Regions from separate parts of the Homo sapiens genome. Here region 1 is linked to region 2. Evidence: chromatin contacts called from ENCODE Hi-C or POLR2A ChIA-PET data. All regions are on one chromosome and are shown on one strand. Each heading gives the region's core, a stretch centred on a gene start or an enhancer-like site at or near the end of the contact. The rest is flanking DNA. Distances are from core to core; before and after follow the strand shown. Region 1 overlaps NTNG2 (netrin G2). Region 2 overlaps RAPGEF1 (Rap guanine nucleotide exchange factor 1).

Region 1 (2,700 bases), core at 192-2,691, 520 kb after region 2:
CGCGAGGGCGCGGCGGGCCCCAAGTGCGACGACTGCCTCCCCACGCACTACTGGCGCCAGGGCTGCTACCGTGAGTGCGCGCCGTCCCCCGTGGGCGGGGCCTGCGGAAAGGGGACGGGGCAGGACCGAGGCAGTGGGCGGGGCCTAGTGGGACGGGGCAGGGGCGGTGGACTGGGCCTAGCAAGACGGGGCAGGGCCGGGGAAGTGGGTGGGGCCTAGTGGGACGGGGAAGAGGCGGTGGGCGGGGCCTCGCGAGACGGGGCAGGGCCGGGGCAGTGGGTGGGGCCTAGTGAGAGCGGGGCAGGGTTGGGATAGTTGGCAGGGGCCTGGTGAGATGGGGCCGACCCGGGGGCGGTGGACGGGGCCTAGCGAGACGGAGCTGGCAGGTGGGCGGGGACAGGATGCTGCTGAGGTCCGGGGCCGGGCCGAGGGGCGGGTCCAAGAGCTCGGGGCGGGGCCTGATGCGACCTGAGGCACGGTGGTGCCTGGTGGGAACTACGAGAAAGACCGAGCTGGGGTTGGTTGGAAAGGTATTTGCGGGGACAGAGGGAGGGAGGCTGTCCAAGTCGGCGTTAGCCGCGGGCACAGGGTGAAAGGAGGCTCCAGGCGCGTGGAACAGCACGTGCACAGCTCTGGAGACTGCAGGCGCGTCTGAAGAACAGCACCGAGGCCAGTGGGGCGGGGAGAGAGGGGCAGCGGTGGGAGGCAGCCGGGGGCCAGATCTCGCCCGGGCGCCGTCACCCTCCGAGGGGGGACGTTTCGCACCCAGCGCGCCTGGAGCCTCCTACATCCCCGGCCCAGACGGCGCCCCCGGGATCTCGCACACCCTGCTTCGCAGGAGCTCGGAGGTTGGCGGGGGGACCGGGCCACCCCCCGTGCTGACCGCCCCCTCCGCCTGCAGCCAACGTGTGCGACGACGACCAGCTGCTGTGCCAGAACGGAGGCACCTGCCTGCAGAACCAGCGCTGCGCCTGCCCGCGCGGCTACACCGGCGTGCGCTGCGAGCAGCCCCGCTGCGACCCCGCCGACGATGACGGCGGTCTGGACTGCGACCGCGCGCCCGGGGCCGCCCCGCGCCCCGCCACCCTGCTCGGCTGCCTGCTGCTGCTGGGGCTGGCCGCCCGCCTGGGCCGCTGAGCCCCGCCCGGAGGACGCTCCCCGCACCCGGAGGCCGGGGGTCCCGGGGTCCCGGGGCGGGGCCGGCGTCCGAGGCCGGGCGGTGAGAAGGGTGCGGCCCGAGGTGCTCCCAGGTGCTACTCAGCAGGGCCCCCCGCCCGGCCCGCGCTCCCGCCCGCACTGCCCTCCCCCCGCAGCAGGGGCGCCTTGGGACTCCGGTCCCCGCGCCTGCGATTTGGTTTCGTTTTTCTTTTGTATTATCCGCCGCCCAGTTCCTTTTTTGTCTTTCTCTCTCTCTCTTTTTTTTTTTTTTTTTCTGGCGGTGAGCCAGAGGGTCGGGAGAAACGCTGCTCGCCCCACACCCCGTCCTGCCTCCCACCACACTTACACACACGGGACTGTGGCCGACACCCCCTGGCCTGTGCCAGGCTCACGGGCGGCGGCGGACCCCGACCTCCAGTTGCCTACAATTCCAGTCGCTGACTTGGTCCTGTTTTCTATTCTTTATTTTTCCTGCAACCCACCAGACCCCAGGCCTCACCGGAGGCCCGGTGACCACGGAACTCACCGTCTGGGGGAGGAGGAGAGAAGGAAGGGGTGGGGGGCCTGGAAACTTCGTTCTGTAGAGAACTATTTTTGTTTGTATTCACTGTCCCCTGCAAGGGGGACGGGGCGGGAGCACTGGTCACCGCGGGGGCCGATGGTGGAGAATCCGAGGAGTAAAGAGTTTGCTCACTGCTGCCTCCACGGCCTGTTTTCTTTCTGTGTTGGGGACGGTGGGCAGGTGTGGGGCTTACAGAGGAATCCACAACACAGCCTTAAAGAAACGGTTTCCCTACTGGGGCCACCATTTCCCTGGGCCTTTCTGTGGATTCCAGCAGGCAGTGCCCCCTCCCCGCAGGCTTGGCTGGCAGAGTTTTCCACCCCGCGGCCAGGCTGCAGGTGCCCCACCTGTTAGGAGCCTCCCCACACTGAAAGGCTGCCTCCCTCCTTTCCCAAAAAAGAAATCCGGAGTGTATTGGCCCTTTTCTACAGAAGTCCAAGGGAAATGACTCAGGGAGAATCCTAGCAGAGGTTGAATCCAATGCTCTGATTTATACTGTGTCTCGGTGGCCACCTCCGATGGATGTGTCATCTCAGACCTGTTGCAGCCGGAGCCTCAAGTCCAATATCAGATGAAGCTGAACCCACAATTCGGCCACCGCCTCCTTCCAGAGTTTCAGATGGCCAGGTGGGCAGAGGCGGGCAGTGCAGAGACCCCAGACGTGCCGGCCCTGTCCTCCCTACCTTCTCAAGATTAGGAAGGGGTGCTGGAGGGGACAGGGGCAGCTTGGGAGTGGTGAGGAAGCTCCTAGATTCGGGGCTCATCCCCTGGGGCCTCTGATTCAGAGGATCCAGCAGTTCTCCCATCTCCGCTTGGTGTCTCCAGCCCTGGGGCCACACTTCCCCCTCGGTCCAGCCTCCTGTCCACCTATGTTTATTTCAGAGCAGTGCCGGGGGTCCGGTCCTGGTTGCTAACTGCTGCCACTGCTCCACCTGCAGGTGCTCCCAGCACTGGCTTCTGCCACCACACCTGTTCTTTCC
Region 2 (2,700 bases), core at 38-2,537:
TAAATGTCTTGCTTATCATGACTAATATGTCATCCAAATTAATCAGCTAATATCCCAAGGCACAATATACATTCAGAGTGAGATTCACCAAAGAGTTTTCTTCCCAACTGCTCAGCTTCTGGCCATCTCTTGTCAGGGCTCATTAGATCACTGTTGTTTTTCCCTCGCAATACTGCTGACAAGAAGCATGAACTGGAAGCAGAAGTGTCACCATTTTCTTGTTCACGTGTACTTATACTACTAGAAAAGTCTTCAGTCTGTGATGTCTTTTTGGGGCTATTATTAAGCTACTTCTCTATTTTATAAGGGTTTGTTTCAATACTGGGCAGCGGCTTCAACCTAGCTCTTCAACCCAGCTGGACAAGTCACATAAACCCTTCAGGGCTTTTTTTTTTTTTTTTTTTTTTTTTGAGACAGTCTCACTCTGTCACCCGGAGAGATAGTAGTAAGCTGATGTTCATTAGGCACTTAGCCCATGCAGTACCAGGCTCCTTTCTGTGTATTTTACTCTCGTGGTTGCATTAGATCCTCACGATAAGAGAAGGATACTGTTACTGTTCTCATTCTACAGAGGAGGAAACTAAGACACAGAGCTTTTCTTTGAGATCTGAAAGAGTTAAGATTTGTACATAGTCATACACCGAATTGGGGCAAAGTTAGGGGAATAGTTCATCTGACTATTGCCCACACAGCTATATTTTCTTCTTTTCTTTCTTTCTTTTTTTTTTTTTTTTGAGACAAGAGTCTCACTCTGTCACCCAGGCTGAAGTACAGTGGCACGATCTCAGCTCACTGCAACCTCCCCCTTCTGGGTTCAAGCGATTCTCCTGCCTGAGCCTCCCGATTAGCTGGGACTACAGGCATGGGCCACCACACCCAGCTAATTTTTGTATTTTTAGTAGAGACAGGGTTTCATCATGTTGGCCAGGCTGGTCTCAAACTCCTGACCTCAGGTGATCCGCCCACCTTGGCCTCCCAAAGTGCTGGGATTACAGGCGTGAGCCACCGTGCCCAGCCTTGGGCCTCAGTTTTCTCATCTGTAAAATGAGGCCACTGTCACCTCCTTCCAGTGCTTTTGAGAGGATTAAATACACATAGCACAGCTCCTGGCATTACTGCACAGAAATTCTTTGTTACGTCATCATCATCATCATTATTATTATAAGGGCAACCTTTTATCTTACAGGTAAGTCCCTATGACCCTTCCAATTCCTCTCCAGACTTTGAGTGGTGGTTCCAAAGATACCCCCCACCTCTACCAGCAGTGTCACCCAGGGAACTCGCTAGAGATGCTCATTCTCAGCCCAACCACAGACCTACTGAATCAGAAACCAGGCGCCAGAGCCCAGAAACCTCCAGGTGCTGACGTTTGAGAGCCACCGAACAGGCAGGCAGCATTCTGGGTACCCGGCAGGTCCTCAGGACAGCGACCACCTGGCCCCAGATGACCCTGTCAGCAACACCTGCCAACATCACAGGCTGCAAGTTATCAATTTGTCACAAACATCAAGCTTCTTACCTGTCTTTCTGGCTGTTTCCTTTAACCTCCTCCCACAGTATATCACTTGCATAAAAAATGAAACTTCTTAGAAAAATCCTATGCCTGTATCTTTTCCACAGCAACAGAAAAAAAAATCTCTGTCCAAGTTAACCAAGACAAGTGTCCCTATATAATTATTTTTCCAACTTTCTCTATAAAACTTAAATTGACAAAAATACTAATATCCCTTTTATCCATTCCAAAGAATAACAATTTGAGATTTGATGTGATTTTTACCTTAAGATAATGTGATCTGGTTGTTATATGTACATGTTTATGTTTCTTGAACCAAACCATCCCAGATTTTGATGCTTCTAGGAGTGACTGGAACATGCCAAGTAGCAGATGCCCATGGGAGAACGGAGCCCCAGACAATCCCACCGACCCTCCCGCAGACTCCATGGACTTGACCTGCATTAGAACAGGCTGTGGACCTGAAGCAGTTCTCTCACTGCAAACCCAGACCCTCTCCAGTGCGAATTTGTGGAACGCGATAGATGTTAATGATTACTCCCTCAGTGTTTTCTCATCCAAATCAGGACATTTCGAAGGGGGTAGGGAGGACTCTGTTAATAATGATGCCAGGACAGCAGGCAGAAGCCGGGAAGTGTGCTCATCCCTCCATCTGTCACGCGCTCTGTCAGCACGGTGATCCTCAGGGTAATTTTCCTCTGGTGTCCGGATATCTAACTAAGAGGCTAGAAGAGAGGTGCATTGACAAGCAAAAATCCAGAGTCCAACCCTTCAGTCTAAGGCGAAGTCTCGTTTGGAGGGGTGTACTTGGACCCAGTCACAGCAAGCTCCATGAGGGCAGGAGACCTGACTTCTTTACCAGTGTTCCAGGCATCTATTGCCACCAACTGTATGGAATAGTCGCCGAAGAATTCAGCTCGAAGACGGGTCAGTGGCTTATACTGTATCTCCCTGATTCTAAGTCACAGACATTTGGCCCTCTGTAGCCATGGGTTCTGCATCTGTGGATTCAACCAACCTCAGGCAAAAAAAAAAAATGGATGGTTGTGTCTGTAACTGAAACACGTAGACTTTTTTCTTGTCAATATTCCCTAAGTAAGATGGTATAGCACCTATTTATATAGCATTTCCACTGTATTAGGTATTGTAAGTAATCTAGAGATAATTTAAAGCATATGGGAGGATGC

The links. Hi-C counts contacts between places; a loop is a spot of excess contacts on that map. ChIA-PET counts read pairs that join two places held with the same protein, here RNA polymerase II (POLR2A). Pooled maps may share reads with other maps.
Region 1: a pooled map shows a loop between it and region 2 (4-fold over the local background). The contact joins two enhancer-like sites. A Hi-C loop is called at or near these places in 3 of 50 pooled maps. POLR2A ChIA-PET finds 5 or more read pairs at or near these places in 5 of 52 experiments (CD4-positive, alpha-beta T cell, activated B cell, activated CD4-positive, alpha-beta memory T cell and 2 more).

Annotation. Positions count from the first base shown.
Region 1 is chr9:132,240,975-132,243,674 of GRCh38, forward strand. It overlaps NTNG2 (netrin G2), which reads left to right. Exons shown (of 8, transcript NM_032536.4): 7 at 1-70; 8 at 902-2,700. The coding sequence ends at 1,137. Among named protein-coding and RNA genes, the nearest start is that of NTNG2, 80 kb to the left of the region's middle. RefSeq lists silencers at 56-545, 696-745, 1,216-1,285. Within about 2 kb of position 1,442, at least 15 of the 41 ENCODE cell types and tissues checked have a DNase peak (open chromatin) inside an H3K27ac peak, as active enhancers do.
Region 2 is chr9:131,719,169-131,721,868 of GRCh38, forward strand. All of the region lies in intron 1 of RAPGEF1 (Rap guanine nucleotide exchange factor 1), which reads right to left. Among named protein-coding and RNA genes, the nearest start is that of RAPGEF1, 20 kb to the right of the region's middle. Within about 2 kb of position 1,288, at least 6 of the 41 ENCODE cell types and tissues checked have a DNase peak (open chromatin) inside an H3K27ac peak, as active enhancers do.